Linked DNA regions of Homo sapiens: region 2 is linked to region 1. A link is a loop called in an ENCODE intact Hi-C map of the cell type or tissue named here. Cell type or tissue: HepG2. All regions are shown on one strand. Links, peaks and the distances in the headings refer to the core of each region. The heading gives the core; the rest is flanking DNA. Region 1 overlaps ELMO1 (engulfment and cell motility 1). Region 2 overlaps ELMO1 (engulfment and cell motility 1).

Evidence for each region. Hi-C counts contacts between places; a loop is a spot of excess contacts. Peaks named below come from ENCODE experiments on the same cell type or tissue, not always from the same donor. Only the 100,000 strongest peaks of a DNase experiment are listed, where the experiment ranks them.
Region 2: it touches region 1 in a loop (6-fold over the local background); 4 of 110 quality-filtered maps call a loop at or near these places.

Annotation. Positions count from the first base shown.
Region 1 is chr7:36,963,948-36,976,816 of GRCh38, forward strand. The region is part of intron 16 of ELMO1 (engulfment and cell motility 1); the gene reads right to left. Among named protein-coding and RNA genes, the nearest start is that of ELMO1-AS1, 27 kb to the right of the region's middle. In HepG2, for the core only: a CTCF peak has its summit at 3,572 (motif pointing right); DNase peaks (open chromatin) are centred at 3,584, 7,704 and 8,364; H3K4me3 peaks cover 893 bases.
Region 2 is chr7:37,069,084-37,081,952 of GRCh38, forward strand. All of the region lies in intron 15 of ELMO1 (engulfment and cell motility 1), which reads right to left. Among named protein-coding and RNA genes, the nearest start is that of ELMO1-AS1, 78 kb to the left of the region's middle. In HepG2, for the core only: no CTCF peak of the experiment used is centred there; a DNase peak (open chromatin) is centred at 5,468.

The sequences.
Region 1 (12,869 bases), core at 3,067-11,066:
ACAGAAAGCAATTAGATAACCTACCTTTAGATCCCATGAAAACTAATATTTGTATCTGCTGTCTTGTAGTACAGTTATTTGTGTAGGTTCTTTATATATCCTATTAAATTGAAAGATCCAGGAAGGCAGAATTTATGTCTGATTAAGGCTTGCACTCCCTAGAGTGCCAATAGTTTTTGTATATTTGGCATTTAATATTCATAAAGAGAATTGTTGATGAATTATTGTATATGACTCAGTGAAATACAAATATTCCTTGACTTATAATGAGATTATGTCCCAATAATCCCATCGTAAGTGGAAAATATTTTAAGTTGAAAATTCACGTAATGCTGAACATCATAGCTTAGCATAGCCTACCTTAAACATGCTCAGAACACCTACATTAGCCTACAGGTAAGCAAAATCATCTAACGTAAAGTATATTTTATAATAAAGGGTTAAGTATTTCATGTAATTTATTAAATACTATACTGAAAGTAAAAACCAGAATGGTTGTATGAGTACTCAAAGTATGGTTTCCACTGAATGTGTGTCGCTCTCACATCATCATAAAGTTGAAAATCTTAAGTGGAACCATTGTAATTTGGAAACTTAAGTCTGTACATTAGGTTTAGAATTTAGTAGTAGATGTTTCTTTCCTTAAGAATGAAGGGCCTTCCTTTTTTTAACTAATTAGAATTATGTAAGGCATTCTTTTCTTTTTTTGTTTTTTCTACTCTGGCTTTTAAAATTCTCAATCCCACTACAATACCCTACAGTTAACCTACTTCCTTCCTCCTCCACATGGTCTAGAGCTTTTATGAACCAAATGAACCTGCGCATACACAACGCATACGTGAGTTACCACAAAGCCATTTTGGAAGTCGAAGGAATACAAATATAAACAGCTTAGTCATAAGATGTTTAATAATAAACAATTAAACCAAGGTTAAAAGCAAACTTAAAATGAAAAATACTGAGTTTCCATCACAGCCTAGTACAAGTTCTCCAACTGGCCTTGCTTCCCTCTGACCTCTTGGCCACTATCACCCCCCGCATCCCCCATCCAGGATGGGCTCTGGCCATCTTCCCATTCCTTGAATACCTCTGTCTCTGGGATTTCAGGAGCTTTCCTGGCCTGAAACACTTTTTCCCAAGCACTTGATGTGGCCACTCTTCCTCAGCATCCTGGTTTCTTCCACAGGCCTTACCCAACCATCCTTTCCCCATGAGTTCTCTCCCTAAGATCCGTTTCTCCCCATTCTTAATGTATTCATGGCATCATGGCTGGGGTGGCCTGGCTGCCTCCCCCGCTGCCTCCCTGAGGACAGTCCCCTTGTCTTTCCTCCTCACTACTGCAGCCCAGTGTCTAGAAGAGGGAGGGCCTGGCTTATCATAGGCACCGAATAAATATTTGTTCCAGCAGAGAATGAATGAATAATTAAAGGCACTTTTCCCCTAGGTTATACAGAAGAAACCTTATCCTTTCTCCCAGAAGATTGTTTTCGGACTCAGCTATGGGAGAAGAGAGGGAGGCACTGGAGAAAATGGCTCAGTAAGGGGAATTGCCGAGATGCTCAACCTGGTTTCCCTCAGAGTTGCCCTTTTGTGGGTTTTATATGTAGGGTTCTACTCTGTTTATAATAAGGATTTGGCAGCTACAATAAAATGTGAAAAGCAATGATCAACATAACTGATATGCCTGCAAAAGAATCCTGTCTCTAATCAGTACTGAAAATTGAAATCAAGTTTCTATAAAAAACCTAATCCCAATCATTACATGTTGCAGTCCATAAAGAAGTGGAAAGGTACAAATGGGAAAAAAAAACCCATTCCAAACACATCATTTCCTCTGCATTACCTAGCAGATCATTAACACTGCTTGGAAGCATCACATCCGCCTGTATGATGTCATCTTAATTGGAAGCAAGCATACCTCCTCACATAAGGATATATATGTTGGATATAATGCTAACATTTTGATGTCTTGATCCCCCATCCTGCCTGTGTTCATATTTCATTTTGTCCCCTTACCAAATGCCTTCAAAGAAAAACTCTGAAGGAAAAATGAATATACTTCATTTATTTTTAAACTCTGCCAAATCATCTCAGACAGGCAATGGAAAGGAAAAGAGGAAAATGCTTGGTGTAATAGAGCCATATTTTTACTGCAGGTCCTCCATTTAATTCTGAGGACCTCTGGCTGCCTTCCTTTCAGAATGCAACCCCATTCAAGTCTTACATTATCTTGCCTACTTTCAGCCATTCATTATTGCAGAAGTCACACCACAATGGAATTCTGCCAATATGAGTTTAATGTCACTTTTATATGACCTAACTGTATACCTTGGCCGTATTCCCATTTGTGAAATGGGAATCAGACCTGAATCTATGGGTCAGCGTGAAGGTTATTTATATTTGGAATCCTTTGTGTAACACTGAATATTAAGACCACGGGTTTTTAACTGAGACTCCTAAAAACTTGGCCTGTATCTACTGCTCCCCAAATAATGCTGTTTCACGTGACAAGGTTATACTCCTTCTCGAAGCAGAAGCAGCAATGAAGAGAAAACACCAATCTACGGTTCCACAACAAAGGGCTCTTTCCTTTCTCAATCAATAATTCTGACAAATCTGTTCTCTACAACTTTACGTGTAAGTGATAAATGATTTGAGGAATGTGTTGATATTAATATGAACTGTCTTCTTTTTCCTCCATGTATGATTAGCATCAATGAATTGAATGAATGTGCCACTTGGCAGTTTTAAACAAAGAAGTGGTAAAAAGACATCACCAGAGCCTACAGAGAAATAATGAAAAAGAAACTTTGACCATAAGACAAATTGTTCTTCAGAAAGGACCAGAATAGAAACACCAGTTCAAATTAGGGCCAGTTTTATTTAAGAGATGCATTAACCATCTGGAAAACATGATAAGCAGCATGTTGATTAAATCAGCAGGCTGCTCCAAAGAGGCTGGCTCGCTGGCCACTGGAGAACAAATTTCACGTATAGGGGATGTTTAGAAATAGACATGGAGAATAAGAAAGCAACAGTGCCAAGGTATAACGTGCTTGGTTGTAATTTATACACTGACATAGCTGCAGGTAGAATAAAGTAGCAGCTAGTCTTTTCACAAGTGTTCACTGGAGGACATTATAACAAACGCCTCTGGTCTCTATTCTTTTTAGAAATGTATATTTAGTTTACAAGAGCTTCTCTCTTATCCTATTGCCTCTTCTCTAAAATATAAGAAATACATGCTCTAGGCCAATCGATTTGAAGCTTGAATGTTTTTTTTCACATTCAGTACTAAAAATTGGAATCAAGTTTCTATAAAAAACTGAATCCCAATCACTATGTATTCCATAAAAATGACAAAGGAAGGGTACAAATGGGACAAAAACCCATGCTTGAGATGCTTGTTAAAAAAGAATACCTATTTCTGGGCCACACTCCTGAGGTAGGGCCCAGTGATATGTCTTTAATTAACAAGTGCCCCAGCTAACCCAGCGTGGCATCAGTGCTCGTCCTTGGCTTTTGGGTTGGTCAGTTCAGGAGTCTGTTAAATTGCCACTAGGGGGAGTGTTGGCCAAACTTTGCACTTCTGGCAAAGGGAGGGTGCTGCTGACCACTTCCAGAAAGCAGCTCAGATTCAGGGAGAGAAAGGACAGAGAAAGGAAAGAGCAAGAGAAATCCGTGTCCCTGGATAGGTAACACCAATAGGAGTTTCTGGTAGGGATTCAGGCACCTGGTGATGAACAGCTGACATCTTAGAGATTAATGATAAAAGACCCAGTGATGGAAACACGAAATAAAAAAGAATTCAGGCTTTGGAAAGAGAATGCAACCTAGCTAATATCTTCTCCCTCCACCTCTCATTCATGCCCCTTTCAGGGAAATGGAAAGTAAACAAACTAACCAGGGAACATCAGGATTTGGTGGCATCCTCAGTCTCAATATATTATGCAGGCATGATTTTTGTATGTGCTTTGCCTGTTATTATAACCCTTCCATTATGTTTATATTAAATTTTTGTTTTAGTAAGTTTATTATCTAATTATAGAAATATTACCTTCCAATTGAGTAATATTAGAAAGAAATATAAAAATAAAAGGAAGAAGTTAAAAATCACTTGTAATCCTTACACTGCAATAATGAGTGTTAACATTGTGGTGCAGAGTCTTCCAGAATTATTTTTAAGTTTATAATTCCATGCTTTTTTTTCTAGATGAAATCATTCTATTGGTTTTATTTCTCCCCACAACCATTAATATCATCAGCTCACTCCAATGACATGAGTCTTCCTAAAGTCTCTCTTAAAATATCAAAGAATATTTATTCTGCACTTCTGATTTTCTTAGGATAAAGTCTTTGACTTGGAATAGAAGGATAAATATCACAGAAAATTTTAAGTTCTTAATATATATTGCCATTTTCAGAAAGACTGTACTAATCTATACTTCAACTGGCAAAGTATGACACTTTGCTTTATGAGCAATGTATATATTTTATCCCAAATATATTATTCACAGATAGCCCATAGTTATTTTGTTTGTGCAGGCATGCGTGTCTGGGTGTACTAATTGAGCTTTGTAAAGCACACTGGCATATTGCCACCCATTAAATTCATTAATAATATTTTAATCAGCTCTATGTCTCTATGTCATTTTCAATTAAATTTTGTTAATTCTTACATTTTCTCTACATTTTATTTGATAGATTGTCAATGTCAATTGTCAATTATTTCTATTAAATAATTGCCTTAACAGAAATAGTTCTTAGATTCATTTATTGATTCTATTATTTCTTTTATTTTCTAGTTTATTGCCTTGCATTATCTTTCCTTTTGTATTCTTTGGGTGCTTTTGTTGTTATTTTCTAAAATGAGTTATATCCTGAGTTCACTTGTTTTCATTCTTTCTATATAAATAATTAAAAAAAATAATTTTGGGGCTACAAATATACTATTTGAGGGCAGCTTTGGCTATATCCCATAAGTTTTGGCATGTGATGTTCTCACTGTCATCATTTTTGTAATCTTTAGTAGTAGTTTAGATTTCCTCTTTGGTTCAGTGGTTATTTAAAAGCCTTTGAGAATTTATTGAGGATCTTTAGCCATGTAAGTGATGCATTTTTGAAAAAGTTGCATGGATACTGAAAAATAAGGCATACTCTCAGTGGAGGGTATCAATTCAGTATGTACCTACCTAGTAGTTGACATGTTAATTATATTATTAAAGTATTCTATATATTATATTTTAACATAATACAGTTACCATGTAAAGACATGCCATCACAGCTATATTTAAAGGTATCAATTCAATATGTACCTATTAGTTGACACATTAATTATATTATTGAAGTATTCTATAGATTATATTTTAACATACTAGAGTAATAGTGTAATGAATGTCAGTCCAGCTATATTTTTATTCATTTCTTCTTGCATTTCTAGCTTTTTCTCATATTTGGGTGATAATGATATGTGGTGAATTCAATATTCATGATATTGTATATTGTTTTTCAACCCAATTTAAGATCTGTGTCATTTCACAGGAAGTTTAACTCAGTATGTTTACAGCCACAATTGCTTCCCCCCACTTGCATCACTTCCCTAGTTTTATGCCTTAAGTTGGTGCACATCAGAATTGATTGAGGAAGCTGCTGGTGGTGGTATATGTGTGTAGTATGTGGTGGGGGTGTGGGGTAGGAGGTGTGTGTGCTGTTTAAAAACACACTTGCTTAAGCCTCACTTGAAATTCTGGCTTAGAAAGTCTGGGATGATCCTGGGGCTGGGTCTTAATTTTTAAAAGACTCAAAAGGTGGCTACATCTAGTAAAGGATGAAAATCACTGCTTTAAATATTTCCAAAACAAACTCTAAATAAATCATATTTCTTTAATAATTAAAGTCAAGAGTAAAACATTCCCTTTATGAACCCCTTTAGTCGCTTCCCTGTTGTTCATATTATTGTAAGGGGTTTTATTTTTATTAATATTTTAACAAGATTTCTATTTTTCAAGAATTTACTTTGATGGTTAAATAAAATTATTATAAAAGTCAAACTATACCGATAGTAAAAATATGTACTAAAGAATACTATACTAAAAATAAAACTCTTCTTCTGGATTCTCCAGTCTCATTCTCCATCATTATCCACTCTTGATAGCATTGTATTCATTTTTCAGGCTCTCCTTATATATGTAAACACACACACAAACACACACACAAATACATTCATACACTTAACACACACACACACACACACACACACACACACACACACACGCACACCAAGGATCATATGCTGAATGCTGTCCTAATACCTTCTTTGTTCCATGAATTATTTCTTGGTAATCTTCCTCTGTCCAATACACACACATGCACGGCATTCTATACAATAAAATCATATTACACAATTTATCCAGATGCAGCTGAGCAGCAGACATGATAACCTGGTTGGGAAAACCATGCCAGTGTGGAGTGTGCTTTTTCTAAATGTGGTAGCCACAAAACAGTGGACTGCAACTTAGTCCACTGGAGGCTTCCCACTCTGTGGTTAACTAGCTAATGTTGCTTACAATCTTATAAGCTTTTCACTGTTTTCTAAGATCCCTGAGAGCAAAAGCTGGATTGTATTCTTTTTGAATTCCTTCCATGTCCCTGGCACATTACTAGGCATGTAGTATACACTTGATAAAGGTTTTGTTGAATCACTGAATACTGGTGACAAGTGACAAAATGACCACACTTTTACCACTCTTCTGAAATAAGAGCACAATAGCTTCCTGTCTTCTCTTTTCCTCAATGCAAGAACAAAACACAAAACCTGAGTTACTTAGGTATGTGGTTGTGCAATGTCAGAGCTGGCCACTCAGTCTGAAACTCCTGATTCTCCAGAGTGGGATTAGGAAAAAACATGGCATTCAGAAGAACATCGACGCACAGGATAAGGCTGCTCACATGAGGGAGACATGAGGGGAGAGGCCAGGAGCCTTGCCATTCCAGCTACCTGGTACCTGACAGAGCTGGACATCAGAATGACACACCATCCTCACTGCCATTGCCAAGGAGATGGGCCCACCCTTGGGAGATGTTCTCCCTGCAACTGTGGAAACCCAGGTATGGAGGCCTCACTGGTGAAGTTGTGTGTATGAATCATTACAACTTGAAGGGAGCTTGGAAAGGACTACCTGGAGAAGTCTTCTTTAGCAAAGAACGAAAGGTCTAGAAACACTGAGTTTCACCAAACATTAAGAGGATAATTATCTACAAGTACTTAACAGGCCTTACCACCAAGGTGAGGCATGAACTGTTCAAGGTGCTTTGTGGAGGCGAGAGAAAGTTTTGGCAGGTGGTGATAATTAAATTAAATTGAGAAAAATTATGTTTCAGCTGGGCATACAGGGAAGCCTCCCTTTGAAAGAGGTCTATTAAACAACCATCCCAAAGGATACACTTAAGTCATTTAAAGTCAAACTGAGCTTGTTATTTGAAGACATAAGAAAAGAAATCATTTTAAATGGGGGAACAGGAGGAGTCAAGGGAGGAAGTAGCTGACTTAATTCGTTACATTTTTTTCTGTTGGTTTGAAGGGTTGTAAACATTACACTTCCATCTCTCCCTGGGAAGGAAAGATCATCCAGATTCCACTGATTCAGAAAAGCAGTATTACCAAGAGATCTAAGCCTGGCGTTATTTACTCACTAAATTTACTCTTTGAAATGTGTTTGGTCAGCTGTGCTTGGCCTCTGTGACTAGCGGTATTTGTCCAGAGGCTAATTAGCTCAAAGGGTAAAAAGATCAGTGAGTTAATCCATAATCTCGAGTGACTGATGAAACCTAACTGCCAACTGGTGTCGGAGCGGGTCCTTTTCTAAAAAAGGGATTAATAGGACATGCTAGCTATTCTCAAATATTAACTTTTCCAAGAATAAGACAGGATAAAACAAGAGAAAAGACAAGCAGAGATTTTTTTTAAACCTCTCTAACATTTGTAAGGTAATTTCACAAATAAAACTTCTAGAATTCCAGGGGACCATGCGGGCTTTCTTTCTTGCTGTGTGATTCATGGGTCTGGGGTGCTCTCAGGCAGTGGTTGCTTTCTGGCCCCCCAACAATGGCAATGAACGTTTCATTGTCGAGCACTTATTATGTGCCGAGCACCAAGAGTTTTACATGTTATTAATTCACTTGGTCCTCCAAGTAATCTAAGAAGCAGGTATTATTATTCTATTTTACAAGAGACACCATTAGGGCCAGAGGTCACACAGCTAATGGGACTTAAACCCAAGAGCTCTGGCTTCAGTCTTTGACCTTAATTGCTCTTACGGGAAGGAGATAACAACTCGTATCCTGATGACCCATGCCATGTCGCAATTTCAAAACACAGCTAGAAGAAACAGAAGTCCCTGGGCTTTGGAAAGTCCATGAAAAGAATCTGTGCTTTTGAGTGCACTCTATCAGTTTGCTAGGACTGCCATGACGAAGTATGGCACACTGGGTGGTTTAAACAACAGAAATTCATTGTCTCACAGTTCTGGAGGCTGGAAGTCTGCATCAGCAGGGTCGGTTCCTCTTGAAGGCTGTAAGGGGCTCTGTTCCAGGCCTTTCTCCTTGGCCTGTAGATGACTGTCTCCTCCCTGTGTCTCTTTACATCATCTTCCTTCTATGCATGTCTGTCTCTGCATCCAGTGTTCCCTTTTTATAAGGACACTAGTCACACTGGATTAGGGTCCATCTGATGTCCTCATTTTAACTTGATTACCTCTGTAAGACCCTATCTCCAAATAAGGGAACTTTCGGAGGTTAGGACTTCAATCTATATATCTATATAACTATATCTATATCTATAGTTTTTTGAAACAGAGTTTCATTCTTGTTGCCTAGGCTGGATGGAGTACAATGGCGCGATCTCGGCTCACTGCAACTTCTACCTCCCAGTTTCAAGCGATTCTCCTGCCTCAGCCTCCTGAGCAGCTGGGATTACAGGCGCCCACCACCACACCCAGCTAATTTTTGTATTTTTAGTGGAGACGAGGTTTTGCCATGTTGACCAGGCTGGTCTCGAACTACTGACCTCAGGTGATCTACCTACCTCGGCCTCCCAAAGTGCTGGGATTACAGGCGTAAGCCACCCATGCCAGGCCAGGACTCTGGTATATATTTTTGAGGAGGACATATTTCAAACTATAACATGCATCAAGGTTTCTAAGCAGGCTTAAATGTCCACTTGAGTGGTACAACCCAATCCGTGAAGCCAGAGCATGGTGCAGGCTCCCATCCATCCTACAGGTACATCAGGATAAAGGCCAGCCTTCTGCCTCCTGGAGCGAGACTGCTGTTCTTTTTCTCCCCTAGCTGGCTAATCAGTAGTGCCAGTACAGGGAAAATTTTTCTGATCTATATAACTGAGGCCTGACATTTAGGAGACTGTGTTTTAACAATGTCCCATTAGGGCCCTATGTCTCTATCAGCTACCATCTAAGTTGCAGAGCAATAGACTGAGTGAGGGCTGAGATGCCCACATAGGCCTCAATTTGCTCCATGAGAAGGAAACAAGTTCCAGTCCATCATTAGGATGGTCTTGAACTATGGAAGCCACATTCATGATCCTGTCTTCTAAGGCAGTGAGAGGTGACAGCGTGCTGGCAGTCCTCACAGCCCTCGCTCGCTCTCGGTGACTCCTCTGCCTGGGCTCCCACTTTGGCGGCACTTGAGAAGCCCTTCAGCCCACCGCTGCAGTGTGGGAGCCCGTTTCTGGGCTGGCCAAGGCCGGAGACAGCTCCCTCGGCTTGCAGGGAGGTGTGGAGGGAGAGGCGCGAGCGGGAACCGGGGCTGCGCGCGGCGCTTGCGAGCCAGCTGGAGTTCCAGATGGGCGTGGTCTTGGCGGCCCGCACTCGGAGCAGCCGGCCCTGCCGTTGCCGAGCAATGAGGGGCTTAGCACCCGGGCCAGCGGCTGCAGAGGGTGTACTGGGTCCCCCAGCAGTGCCAGCCCACCGGCGCTGAGCTCAATTTCTCACTGGGCCTTAGCTGCCTTCCCGCGGGGCAGGGCTCGGGACCTGCAGCCCGCCATGCCTGAGCCTCCCCCCCACTCCGTGGGCTCCTGTGCGTCTGGAGCCTCCCTGATGAGCGCCGCCCCCTGTTCCACTGCGCCCAGTCCCATCGACCACCCAAGGGCTGAGGAGTGTGGGCGCACAGCGCAGGACTGGCAGGCAGCTCCACCTGCAGCCCCGGTGTGGTATCCACTGGGTGAAGCCAGCTGGGCTCCTGAGTCTGGTGGGGATGTGGAGAACCTTTATGTCTAGCTCAGGGATGGTAAATACACCAATCAGCACCCTGTGTTTAGCTCAAGGTTTGTGAGTGCACCAATCGACACTCTGTATCTAGCTGCTGTGGTGGGGATGTGGAGAACCTTTATGTCTAGCTCAGGGATTGTAAATACACCAATCGGCACTCTGTATCTAGCTCAAGGTTTGTAAGCACACCAATCAGCACCCTGTGTCTAGCTCAGGGTTTGTGAATGCACCAATCGACACTCTGTATCTAGCTACTCTGGTGGGGCCTTGGAGAACCTTTGTGTCCACACTCTGTATCTAGCTAATCTGGTGGGGAGGTGGAGGACCTTTGTATCTAGCTCAGGGATTGTAAACGCACCAATCAGCGCCCTGTCAAAACAGACCACTCGGCTCTACCAATCAGCAGGACATGGGTGGGGCCAGATAAGAGAATAAAAGCAGGCTGCCCGAGCCAGCAGTGGCAACCCGCTCGGGTCCCCTTCCACACTGGGGAAGCTTTGTTCTTTCGCTCTTTGCAATAAGTCTTGCTACTGCTCACTCTTTAGGTCCACACTGCTTTTATGAGCTGTAACACTCACCGCGAAGGTCTGCAGCTTCACTCCTGAAGCCAGCGAGACCATGAGCCCACCGGGAAGAATGAACAACTCCAGAAGCGCCACCTTAAGAGCTGTAACACTCACTGCGAACGTCTGCAACTTCACTCCTGAGCCAGCGAGACCATGAACCCACCAGAAGGAAGAAACTCTGAACACATCTGAACATCAGAAGGAACAAACTCCAGACGCGCCACCTTAAGAGATGTGACACTCACTGCGAAGGTCCACGGCTTCATTCTTGAAGTCAGTAAGACCAAGAACCCACCAATTCCGGACACAGCAGTGATTTCCCCACTCCCTATTTTAAAAACTATATGTATCGCTCAGACATTTTTAAGTCAACAGATGAAATTTTTCATCAGGCCAGGCATGGTGGCTAACACCTGTAATCCCAGCACTTTGGGAGGCCAAGGTAGGCAGATCACTTGACGTCAGGAGTTCGAGGCCAGCCTGGGCAACATGGTGAAACCCTGTCTCTATTAAAAAAATACAAATATTAGCCAGGCATGGTGACACATGCCTGTAATCCCAGCTACTTGGGTGGTTGAGACAGGAGAATTGCTTGAACCTGGGAGGCGGAGGTTGCAGTGAGCTGAGATCGCACCACTGCACTGCAGCCTGGGTGACAGAGCAAGTCTCAAAAATAAAACAAAACAGAAAATTTTCATCAAAGTTGAAATAGTTTCAAAGAATATAATTTTCAGTGTACTACAATATTGACATTTAAAAGATAAAACTGGCTGGGAGCCATGGCTCATGTCTATAATCCCAGCACTTTGGGAGGCCGAGGCGGGTGGATCACCTGAGGTTAGGAGTTCAAGAGCAACCTGACCAACATGGTGAAACCGCGTCTCTACTAAAAATAGAAAAATTAGCCGGGCGTGGTGGTGCATGCCTGTAATCCCAGCTACTTGGGAGGCTAAGGCAGGAGAATTGCTTGAACCCAGGAGGCAGAGGTTGCAGTGAGCCGAGATCGTACCCCTGCACTCCAGCCTGGGCAACAGAGTGACACTTGCCTGAAAAAAAAAAAAAAAAAAGATAAAATTGTATGTCATCTTTTCAATATATAGTTGAATGTACATACAATAGTGATTTGAGATCCATATGACTCAAAAATACACGAATAATCTCTTCTCGAATAGTTGGAAATTGTTATCAATATTTTCCTCCTTGAATAGGGGTCAATAGGATTTATGTAAAAGCCGAAATACTAAATATTTTAGGCTTTCTAGGTAGTCTCTGTCACAGCTACTTAACTGTGCCACTGTAGTATGAAGGAAGCCACAGACACTACACAGAAAAATGGGCACAGATGTGTCCCAATAAAATGTATTTACAAGTCCAGGGAGTGGGCCATATTTGGCCCACAGGCCATCATCCACTAATGCCTGACCTAGAACCAAAACTCCCATTTTACTTCCCATTTTCCCCACTCTACCTCAATTCTACTCATACAGAATTTTATCATAATGGAATTTTATGCTTAAAAGTCTTTTATTATCATCCTATCATACTTCTCTGAAACAAAAACACGTACATACACACTGAAATCTAACTTAAAAAATACTTCCTGTGAACAGAAGGTGCTAATAAAACTTTTCTTCTCGATTGAGCTTAACAGCATAATTATTATTAGTATAAACTAATTAAAACGAGACTTTATTACAAATTTTGATACATAATTTCCAAACCCAAGAGAAGTATCCCATTGGGAACGCATCTCTTAACGTGACAGGGACCCACTTATGGTTCCTTATTTAAAAGATAAGTCACAAGTCCTTTTGTTTGGCTCTCAGAGAAGGTTTATATACTTTGAGCAACACATCATAGTAAGACCTGATGGAGGTGAGCAGGGGCCTTTCTTTTATCAAGAGGGAGAACAGTGGTTGGGAAAAGTTGGTGTGAAAGCCACAGGTGCAGTTGCAAGATGATCAGTTTTAATGTACGTGTGGAAGCTGAGAATCTGAAAATGGATTATTGTAAGGCTAAT
Region 2 (12,869 bases), core at 1,688-9,687, 100 kb after region 1:
ATTGCAGCTGCTGCTCCCTGGGAGCCTCCCAGTGGTGGGAACAGCTCCAATCCCATTCTAAACCACTAAGAGCTCCAATAAATGGTTACCATTTACTCCCAGGGTTGGCCAGTAAGCCCCTCCCCACTTCCCCAGTAAGTCTAACTAGAGACAAAAGGAATACATTAAAAAAATGTGCTTTATCTACACCTTACAAGTCTGGTCCTAAGACCTCTCTAAATAGATCTAAGCGATCTATTTAGAAGGAAAAGAATATGTTTCTTGATGAAAACCACTCAAATTAGTAAATTAATTCTTGATCTGATAAAGTCAAAACAAATCCACTCCATCACTTCCCAACCACTTCATGTATGAGGCAGGGGAAAAATCCAGAACCAGAGTTACTAAAATCAGAAAAGTTCTAGCAGCTGCAAACATGAAATTAAGAAATTCCCTAGAAGAGAAATTCTCAAATTGTGCCTCACTGTAGCAAAGAAAAGTGAATGACTAATAGGTGCTAAAATTTCTAAAGTCTCACATCTCATAACATGCCCCAAACTTATAATTTATTTCATAACAAGCACTTTTAGCTCAATCTTTGGAAGAAATGTTTCAAATGGAACCGATCTCCGATTTCATACTAAAAGTTGATGAGAAAATGGGTCTCAGAATTAGTAATAAACTTTGCTAGAATGTTCTACTGACTTAAAAATTAAGAATTGGAAGAATTTTATAACTAAAATATTGTTATATTCTATTTCGATCCATCTTACCAGCATAAGTTGAAATTTTTCTTATGTGAAGTTACTCCAATTTCACCCTTTTTAACTTTGAGAACATGAGCTAATTTCTGTGCTCTCTCTGCATATTTATATCTAAATCCTAGATTTGCTTGAAAATGAGAATTTTATCAGTTGTCAGAGGCAACTCAACATAGGAGGGTGACGAGGGGAGAAAACAAAATTATATTCAAATGAAACTTAAGCTGGCTCCCATCTGGCTAAACTTTAAGCTTCAAATAAATGCAATTTTCTTTTCTTCACCTCATCCAATCAGACACAGAAGATATTTCTCTAGGGGGTAAGGAGATAGCAATCAAAGGAGGCAAAAGAGGGAAAACTGCCACTGCATCCTCTTACATCCTCATCACCCTACGTTCCTGGCACCATTGGATGGCAGAGGAGCCCATGCTGCTTAAGTCTCTTCATTCTGTGGCTCTTCACAAGCCTTCCACATCTTGGGGAGTGTGATTAAACAGACGAGAAGAGGATATGAGAATATGAGAGGCTGGGAAAAATTCATATGAAGATGCAATCCTCTTGTATTCTTTCTTTCTTTTTCATCTATAGTAGAGGGCTAAGACCATAAAAATTTATCAATTTAGTTCACTGAAAATATTGCACCCTTTCTTGATTTCCGTTGGAATTTGTGAACTGTGTGTGTGTGTGTTATACTTAAAACACATATTTAAGTATCAGTCTGGGATAACAGCTGTAAATTGGAAACCAAGATCAGCAAATACACGGGTTTCCAGCCTCCTGTTCTCATCTGTGGTCCCACGTGTCTTGAGCAAGGCTTTCTTGTTTGGTCTGGCCATTCCTGGCTTCTAGTGAAAGATGACATGATGGATTTCAGAATGATGGGTACCAGCTTTACTCTGTTGTCAGGCAGGGCTCCTGGCTCACCCTGTGGAACTAACCACACCTGGATTAATAAACTAAGTAGGGTAATCCAGTTAAGGGGAGCATCTGTGATGTATTTTCTCTTCTGGGACATTCCTTTATATACAATTCACAAAGGGGAGGCATACTCTCATCAAGGAATCAGTGCATCATCCTAACAGTTAACTCAATGAGATTAGTGGAGATTTATGTCAATGAGCCTAGATTTACTTTCACCACATTCCCCCACCGATTATCCTCCACCAACTGAGAACTACTAGTCAAAGAGGCAAAACTCATTGTCCAGAGAAAACTTTTAGGAGAACTGAAAATAGCCTGTATCCTGATTTTGATGGTGGTTACATGATGGTATACAATTACCAAAACTAAAGAACTGTACATCAAAAAAGGGTAAGTTTTACTGTATAAATTATCCCTCGATGACTCTGACTTAAAAAGAGAACAAAAGAAACAAAGAAAACTGAATCTCAACTGGCATTAAACCAGTATATTGAGTGGAAGAAGAGAGACACAAAAAGCTACACATTGTAGGGTTCCATTTACATGAATAGTAGGTAGAAAAGAAAGAGAATAAATTATTCATCCCTTCCACCTCCACCCCTACACATTCAAACCTCATATTCTTCACCATGCCCACAATCTTAGGAAAAAAAATGTATTTTTCCCAAAGCTGGCCTCACGCTCTCAAAAAGAAACTAGCAAGAGATTTCATAACTGTGTTTCAGAGTCTTGAGTGGGACTATAGTTCAAGAACAGAATCAATTTTGGGTGTTTTGATTCAAATCTCCTAAGGAGAATTCAACTCCAGAGAGAGCTCAATGGTGGTGTACACATAGTCTCTACCTTCCCCACTCCCCAGGTTTAATTAAGCTAAAAAATTTAAGTACATTCAACAAGTAAGGAAGACAATACAATTTGATAACATCTTCCTTTATTTGGTGTAACTTGAAAAAAACAAAACTCATGCTACCATATTTTATTTACTAACAATAGCTAAAAATATCATCCCCCAGGCTCTTTAATTTTGCTAGTAGATTAAAATAAGAAAAATTCCCTTCAGGCAAAACTAACTTTGTTAATGCTCCCATTTCAAACATTATCTTAGGTCAGACATTTCTTTGGAATATTATCTAGCTTTTAAATACACACACACGCACACGTGCACACACGCACACAATATATATAATATTAGTATACTCAATTAAAAAGGTTCAGGAGAGCTCTTCAGCTGGGAGCTGAAGCTCAAGAGTAAACAAGTTCTTCTTGAGAATGAGGAGGAGCATTCTTTATTTTAAATCTAAAAGTATTAACTCAAAAATAATCTAAAACTTACAAAAATTAGCTACTAATCCAACTACTCTATAGGCTTTCGGCAATTCAAAAAACAAAGAGTGTTAAAGTACATGAAGCACCAAAAAAGGGTCTCCTCTGAAAATTGGGCTTGGGCCCTGATATGGTTTGGCTGTATTCTCACCAAAATCTCATCTTGATTTGTAACCCCCACAATTCCCGCGTGTTGTAGGAGGAGCCTGGTGGGAAGTAATTGAATCATGGGGGTGGGTCTTTCCTGTGCTGTTCTCATTATAGTAAATAAGTCTCATAAGATCGGCTGGTTTTAAAAATGGGAGTTCCCTGCACAAGCTCTCTTTGCCTGCTGCCATCCACGTACGATGTGACTGCCATGTGGAACTGTAAGTTCATTAAACCTCTTTCTTTTGTAAATTGCCCAGTCTTGGGGATGTCTTTATCAGCAGCATGAAAACACAATATAGGTCCCTCAATACTTAACTTCTTATGAACTCGGAATGCAAATCAATATAGCTCCTCTATTTTAATATCTTTAAAGCAGTAAACTACGTAAGTAAAACCACCACTCCATACACATCCCAAATGAGGAATCATCCATTCCCCTTATTACTTAAAGAGTCAACCTTCAGTTCCTACATCAATAACATGCGTCACCATTAACTAGGAGGAGCCTGCAGTGAGGGGGTGCCACTGGTTTCTCTTCTTCATAAAACATAAGGCGAGTACCACTCACATGCAATTACAACAGAACCAACCATTTGGACACACAAAATACACATGGACAATACATATGTCAAAAAATGTTTAACCTTTCTCATAAAAGAGCCAAGAATGAGACAATACCTTGAACTCTCAAGTTGACAAAGAGGTTTCTTGGTTTTCTTTTATTGTTGCTATAATTTTATCATATCCCTGCTAAGGGGCCAGAAACATCAAAGGAAACTTTTCAGAGGGCAGTTAGGCAACATCTATCTAAGTAACTATACATACATGCCCACTGACTAGCAATTTCACTTCTAGGAATTTCTTCTAAGTAAAACATTAAAAATGAATCCTTTGCGTTAATTCTGGTGGTAGATATAGCCAGAGGTGTTTTTTACAGTAAAAATTTGGAAACAATCTCAATATATAGAAATAGACATCTTTTGAACATAATGCTATCTAGTCATTAAAGAATATGCCCTTGAAGGATATTTTAAGATATAGAAAGAAGTTACTGATGATAATTTTGAGGGAAGGAAAAAAGAAACCAGGATTCTGAACTTCAGAGGCAGTATGATCCCACATTTTTTATATATACATGTATATGCAAACACATGTATTTATGCAGATAATGTGAGGATACAAATATAGATACAGTAGAGGCTAAAAGGGAACACATCACTATGCCTACACTGTTATCTCATGGTGGCAGAATAGTAAGGGGCTTTAATTTTCTCCTTTAAATATCATTCCCATTTTCTAAAACTTCTACATTTTCAACAGCGGACAAGCATCTGGTTTTTATTGTTGTTTTTGTATGTGTGTGTGTGTGTGTGTGTGCATGTTTTTTTTTTTCCTTAGAGACAGGGTCTTGCTCTGTCGTCCAGGCTAGAGTACGGTGGCACTGTATCCTTCACGAACATATCATAGTTCACTGTGATGCTTGAACTCCTGGGTCTGTGCTAGGACTACAGACACATACCACCATGTCCAGGTAATTTTATTTTATTTTTTGTAGAGACAGGGTTTTGCTGTGTTGCCCAGACTTGTCTTCTGGCCTCAAGAGACCCTCCGGCTTTGGCCTCCCAAAGTATTGGGATTACAGGAAAGAGCCACTCTGCACCTGACCACTAAAATTTTTAATGTATTGATTTTATAATATTAAAATATATTTCTATGTATCTTATACAGTCCAGATTTTGTGTGATATTTTAGGAGAAGTAGGGAAATGGCAGAAAAGAATTCAAGAACAATTATGTGACTATTTTAAAAAATGAAAATACTGATCTTCTCAAAAGTTATAATACAGTATAATTAAATATATAGTATAAATATATAGTATGCAAAAATATATATTTAAGTATATAAATATATTTATATATCAATATAATACTATATATTTATGTATATATGTAAATACATTTATATATTTTATATATGCATAAATTCATATATAGGGTATAAATATATAGTATAATTTAAATATAATAGAAAATATTTGGAAATAAAATCTATGCTATGTCACTTGTCTAAACAGTGGTAGAAATCAAAGGATTACTGTGGGTAAAACAGCTTTATTAATATTCTGTTTTGCTTCTAGAGAACTACTCTTTGCTCAGTAGCTTAAAATGGTGTTAGAATATAAACAAATAAGAAATAACTCATGATTCACTTTTCGGTTATCTTCACCAGATCAATAAACTCCCAGTGCCTGGAATGAGATCTGAGACATAGCTGATGTCCAGTAGGTATTTGCCTAATAACTCTGTGGCCTGGGTTCCCAGGAGGGCGAGGGGATGAAGACAAGAATCCTTTTGTCTTTGCTGTCCTATCTGAGTATCATGCTTGCAACACAGTAGGTGCCCCACAGAAGTGCACTGAATTATACTTAGCCTGGATCCAGGGCCCCCAGAGTTTTGTGTGGTGGTGGCAATAACCCGGCTATGAATGTGGGGTTAATATTAGACCAGAAGCAGCTAGGGAGAGAACGTACCAAAGAGCAGAGTCAGAAGTGAGGAGGTTTAGCTTGTTTAGGGAGTTGCAAATGGGCAAAATGCAAGCTGATTTTGGTTGTTAGTTTTCTTTTGAATTGCATTAGAAATTTAAGGCAAAAAACAGGCAGAAGCCAGATTACAGAGACTTTCAAGGCCCAAAGCAGTAAGGGTTTTTCCACAGACCTTGGCTTGAATGGGGGTGAATGACTACTCAATCATTTTCTTATTAGTCGGAACCCTGAAATTGCTTTCTCATGCCGCACTTATTCCCATTCCCTGGATTGTGTGTGAAGATGTCCACGAGCAATAAAAGGTGTGTAACACTTAGCCAGCCATTTCTGCCTGGGTTTTAGATACATGGCTTTTACGTAGATAGTAGTTGATGGCTTTCATTTGGAATTTTTTTTTTTTTTTTTGAGATGGAGTCTCGCTCTGTTGCCCAGGCTGGAGTGCAGTGGCACGATCTCTGCTCACTGCAAGCTCTGCCTCCCGGGTTCATGCCATTCTCCTGCCTCAGCCTCCCAAGTAGCTGGGACTACAGGCGCCCGCCACCACACCCGGCTAATTTTTTTTTTTTTTTGTATTTTTAGTAGAGACGGGGTTTCACCATGTTAGCCAGGATGGTCTCGATCTCCTGACCTCGTGATCCACCCGCCTCAGCCTCCCAAAGTGCTAGGGTTACAGGCGTGAGCCACCACGCCCGGCCTCATTAGGAAATATTTTAAACGGAACATTATCTTTCCGATAAAACCCTGGCAAAACACTGAGACAAATGAGAAACACAGAAGCTGTTTTAAGGCCTAGCTCCAGGAGGATGAGACCAAGGTTCTATTCGGCAGCTAAAAGGATGGACACTGTCCTTTTATTTAAAAGACATGTCTTGTGGCTCCTTCTTATATGCACATAGGAAATGTCACTCATTCTTATTTTCTAATCTATCAAGAAGCCCTTCTAGGAGGGGGAGAAGCCTAGGGATATGGGGACATCACAAAGAGCCAGAAGTGGCACCAACAGAAAGGCTGTGAGCAGGAATTGCATGGTGACAGATGATGATCACCCTTCCTTGTATCACTGTGTGCCAGGCAACTCATCCCTTAAGATAAACCCTGACACAAAATAATGAATTTGAATAAAAAAATGTGTAATGCATTCATTAATGTGAAAACAGACAATGCTCTGTTGAGTAAGTAATTTCAAGGTGAATTGCCTTATAATGGGGTGGGGGTTGAGGGGAACTTTTTAAACTCTTTCAGCTGTGACCTACAGTATGAAACACATTTGTACTACATCCCAGTACACAGGCAGATGAATGTAAAACTGATTTAATGAAACACTTCCCTTTGCTACTTGTGAGGCACTCTAAAAATTATTTTATTCCATTTTGAAACCACTATCCAAAATTCACTAAAGTCATTTCGTTACCCCCTGATGAGTCACTATTCTCAATTACTTCCAGAGAGTAATCCATTTGACTGCCTCCTTCCAGTTATTTTTTTTCCTATTTCTTGAGATAAAAAGCCTCCACAACCACATCTCATGAACTACTCAAAGCTAGAAATCAAAGGACTCAAGGTCATGACTAAAGAGGAATACTCAAAAATGACAGAAATTATAGTATTATCTTAAGCATAAATACAGACAACCATGTGGCATGGGATCCGATGAAGTAAGAATAAAGGTTCAGGAAACGGTCTCTTTTGCCCATCTCACCAGCCACGATGACCAGTGTTTTAAGGGAAAAACAACACAGTCAACAACCAGAAGGTTAGATTGATCTTGTTTGGCTGTTTAAATTTGTTTCCTTATCACCTGAAAACCCAAACCTCTAGTTAGCCAAAATAGTTCAGTAAGTGTTATTGGCTATGATTCTAACTTTTCCTCAAGGTCAGGGGCAGCAAAGAATCTGGGGCTCCATCCCACATAAAGAGAACAAAGATCTTGAGTTCCATTGGTGAGTATCTAGCAGCAGCAGGACCCATCTGCTGGTTTCTCACCTCCTTCCGACTGCCAGTGATGGTATCATCCTGAGGGTGCACAACGCTCCACCACAGACAGCCCCCACTTCTGGCCAGCCAGGTTCCCAATGCTGCCTCCATCAGGATGATAGTGACAGGCAATATCTGCTGAGCACAGGCTGTGTATCTGGCACTGCGGCTAAGAGCCTTCCCATTGCCTTCTACTATCTCATGTAACTGCCTGTGCTGACTGGGAGATTTTACGGATTATTTACTGTCCCAATTATGCCCCCGACAACAAAGAATTTAACTTTCTAACAAAACTGTCTTCTGTCCAGTTCAGTATGGTAGCCACTAGCTGCCCCGCTCCAACCCGTGCAGCCTCTCCAAGCTTTACATACATGTTGGATTAAAGGACAATCTTATACTAGAATTGGGATGGAACTGATACTAATTATGGGGCAGATGGAGCTGGCGGGAGAAAAGCTGCAAAGAAAGATATGCAAATATGCAATTCAATACAGTGTGAGATGTGCCTCAACAGGGCGAAGGGCAGGATTAAGCCCAGGTCTCAGGGAGCTGTGCCCTCAGGGAGAGAGGCTGAGAAGTGGGTCTGAATTGTACAAGCACAGGGATGGAAAGGACATTCTGGAATGAGGACCCAGTGTGGGCCATGGCCCAGGGTGAAGAGGAAGCACGTCACACTGAGATTTCTGGGGCGTGGTGGTGTTGCAAAGAAGTTTGGGCTTCAGCCTAAGAGGAATCATGGCCCAATGGGAGTTTTAGACAGGTCTGACAATGCTGTAGGAAAAAATACACAGTTGCAGGATGAAGCAGGGGCGGATTGGAGGAGGCAAGTATGCAGGCCATACAATGGTGATCTGAATTAGAGTGATGGGAGTACATATGCAGAAAAATCAGGAGATTTAAGAAATATGGGTACTGAATTAACAGGACGTGGCCGCTGGCTGACTGTGGATGTGAGGCAGTGACTGAAGATGGCAGCAAGTTTCAGGCGCCAACAACGGGGTAAATGGTGACCCCAGGGGTCAGGAGGAGCCACAGGTGGAGAGAGGAGCTAGTGCATTTTCACTTTTTCTTGATTGCAGGAGCCAGGCCTTCCAGTCTAACCCACTGTTAGGGAGAAATGATCCAGAGCATACGAGCAAAGGGGAATGTACCTCCTGCCTTCGTGAGTAAAGGGAAAGAAACCTACATAGGAAGCATGAATATTTATACATTTAGTTTGATATTTTCCTCTTTTATTTTTTATGTCATAAGTAATGTCTATTCATTATCAAAAATATAAAGAGTACAGAGAAGCAGAATCAGGATGACCTAGTCAGGAGGCCCAGCAGCCACAGTGCTGCAGGCCCATGATGCTTTCAGAGGCCCCTGAAAATATTTTAAGTTCAATTTAAATCAGAAGGAAAACGTAAATAGAATAATGAATATATAATAATGAATCCGGGCACGATTATATTCATCTTTATAATAATGCAGTCATAAAATGTTAAGTTTTAATACTGTTTTATGAAGGAAGGGACCCACAAAGGCAAAAGTACCTAGGGCACATGAAAGTAATAATATGGCTATAGTGTAGATGAAGAAAGAGCATCCATAAATCCCTATCTATAAATCTCTACCTATAAATCTCTATCATAAATATGCATAAATCTACCATGCCTACATCTGTAAGTCTCTCTCATGTCTATATCTATTAATGATCCATCTATCTTAATATCTCCCTATATATGATCACCCCAAATCCCACCATCTCAGTTAGGTTTCTTCCTCTACCTCCAATTTTTTAATTAGTTTGAAAACTGCCTTTTATCTGAATCTACATGACTGCTCTGTGAAGTGCAAATGCTTCAGCCTTTCTAGGGGTTAATTTGGTAAATAAATAAAAAGCTTTAAGATTTCAAACCATTTGACATAGAACTTCTTCTAAGAATTAATTTACAGGAAATAATCACATGGAATTACAAGGATGTTCATCACAGTGCTATTTCTCATGAAAAAAGGAAATATCCTTAAATATCCTGCAATGAGTCTAGTCAAATTAATTATAGTAGATACACACAATGAAACACTAAGCAGACATTAAATAATGATACAATTATATTTTTGTTATCGTGGATAGTTACAATATATTAAATAATAGAATATTTAAAAATACACGCTTTAATCCTGTATTAATGCCCAAAAAGCGTACAAAGGTATATATGAATCCCTCTTGGTGGCAGAATAATAGATAATTATTGGTTCTGCTTCTCTACATGTTTAAATTTTTTAGCATTGAGCATATATTACCTGTGAATTTAAAAATACTAAAAGTGTGCACTATCTAATTCAGAATCTGTTGGTAGACACTTGGCTAAGGAAATTATTAAGATGTGTGTAAAGACAGAGATATAGGTCTCCGTCTTCATCAAATTTTCCCTCTCTACCAAATCTTCCCCAGGAGCATATAAACATGCTGTTATTTCTCCCACCAATAAAAAAATCTCACTTGACTATAACTTCCCTTTCAGCTTCTACCTTATTTTCTGTATCACTGTGAAGCAAAGCCCCTTTAAATGGTCATCTGTATCAGTACCTCTCAAACTATCTGCAGTGAAAACCAGTTTGTTTTCAATGTCTAACTTGTTGATTAGAAACAGACACTCTTGAAAAAGTATAATGAAAATTAACCACTAGAAAAAGGATCATGGGCTTGAAGGCTGTGGTGATGTCAAATGGTGTAAATGTTTCTAAAAGCCTCCTCTTCACTATCTCCTCACAGCCATCAGTGGCCCACACTGAGCAGCATGCATCTCTACTAATAGTCCCATTGCCTCTGCCCCTACTTGCTCTTAACCCATCTAGTTGGGCTCTCTCCTCCCCCACTCCGGTGAAATCACTCTTGTTCAGGTCACCCTGACCTCCACCTTACTAAAAATCAATGGTCAGTTCTCAGTCCTCATTTAACCCCATCACCTGCAGCATATGACACTGCAATCTCTCCTTCACCTTGAATTGAACTTTCTCTTGAGTTTCTTCCTATGCCCCTGGGAGCCCCACTCAACTCCTTCCCCAGCCTCCTCTTCTCCCCAGCCTCTAAATCTTGGGGTGCTCTAGGCATCAATTCTAGGGCCTCTTCAATGCTTTCATTCAGTCTCATAGCTTTAACTATTATCTATATACTGTTGATGCTCAAAGTTACATCTCCAATTCAAAATCATCCCCTAAACTCCAGACACATATATCCAACTATGAAATCAACATCTCCAATTAGATGTCTAAACAGCATCTCAAAATTAACACAAACAAAACAGAACTCCTAATCTTCTATGCCCCTCCATCAATTTCAGTGATGACTCCCTGCTTCTAGTCATCCATCCTTCACTCCTCTTATTCCCCACTCCACATCCAATCATCCAGGAAAATCCTGTTGGCTCTACCTTTAACATAAATCCTGAATCCAACCTTTTTACAGTACTGCCACTGCTAACACTCTGGTTCAGGACACCATCATCTCTCAACTTGCTTATTGTAGTGGGGTATATTAACTTGCTCTCCCACAGTCTAATCTCAATACATGAGCCACACAATTCTTTGAAATTATAAATCACATAATGTCACATGTATGCTCAATCTGCCCAACGGCTTCTCTTTCTACGTAGAGTAAAAGCCAAATTGGTTACAAGGGCCTACAAGCACCTGAAGAATCTCTCACCCACCATCCCACTTTTTTTTTTTTTTTTTTTGAGACAGAGTCTTGCTGTGTCACCCAGGCTGGAGTGCAGCGGCGTGATCTCAGTTCACTGCCATCTCTGCCTCCCGAATTCAAGCGATTCTCCCACCTCAGCATCCCAAGTAGCTGGGACTACAGGCGCCTGCCACCACGCCTAATTTTTTTTTTTTTTTTTTTTTTTTGTATTTTTAGTAGAGACAGGATTTCACTATGTTGGCCAGGCTGGTCTTGAACTTCTGACCTCGTGATCCACCTTCCTCACCTTCTCAAAGTGCTGGAATTGCAGGTGTGAGTCACTGTGCCCGGCCACCCTCTAGCCTACTCTTATACTATCTTTCCCTGGTTCTCTCTGCTTCAGCCCCACTGGCCTCTGTGTTCTTACTTTCTCATGGCAAACACTCCTGCCTCAGGGTCTTCACATTGGCTGTTCCCTCTTTCTGGAAAACTCTTTTCCAGACACTATCTTGGCCCACTTCCTCACTTCATTCATAATTGTGATCAATGTCACCATCTCAATGAGGCAATCTCATGAGTCCTCCCTTTTCTGCTGCATTTTTCTCCATTTTTCACCATATGACATACTTCTTTATCTGTTTATTACCTTTCTCCAACTAAAATATATGCTCTTTAAGGGAATGGATAGTAGTCAGATTATTTCACTGCTATAGCCCCAGTGCTAACATGTTAAGTGTATTTACTGAGCAAATGTTCATCCCGGTGCTCTTTATAAGAAAAAAAATTGCAAACAATATAAATACCTGTCAATGGGAGACATACTTTCATAAAATGAAATACTATTTATATCCATATCCACAAAATGACCCTATCTATAAAATGGAATACTATGCAATTATTAAAAGTTTGAATGAACTTTTGAATGAACATATTTTCTGAAAGATGTCTCTAACACATTAAGTGAAAAGAATCAGGATATAAAGTAATATGCGTATTAGTTCATTTTTATAATAAAATCACCTAGGAGAATTTGGTACAGTATATGTGATATGGTTTGGCTGTGTCCCCACCCAAATCTCATCTTGAATTTTAGCTTCCATCATTCCCATGTGTTGTGGGAGGGACCCAGTGGGAGATAACTGAAACACGGGAGCAATTTCCTCCTTACTGTTTTCATGGTAGTGAATAAGCAAGTCTCACGAGACAAGGGGAAACCCCTTTCACTTGGCTCTCATTCCCTCTTGGCCTGCTGCCAGGTAAGACGTGCCTTTTGCCTTGGGCCATGATTATGAGGTCTCCCCAGACAGGTGGAACTGTGAGTCCATTAAACCTCTTTTTCTTTATAAATTACCCAGTCACAGGTATCAGCAGCATGAAAATGGACTAATACGATGTGCATTAAGGTAAACTCTTGATCTAAAACAAAAACAAAAAAAATAATGAAAACAATGAACCCTGCGAGGCCTTACATTTGAAGTTTCTTCTGATGATGGTAATGACACAGAAAAGCAGCAAGCTGAGTTCTCACCCGGGCAAGTCGATGGGAAAATAAGTC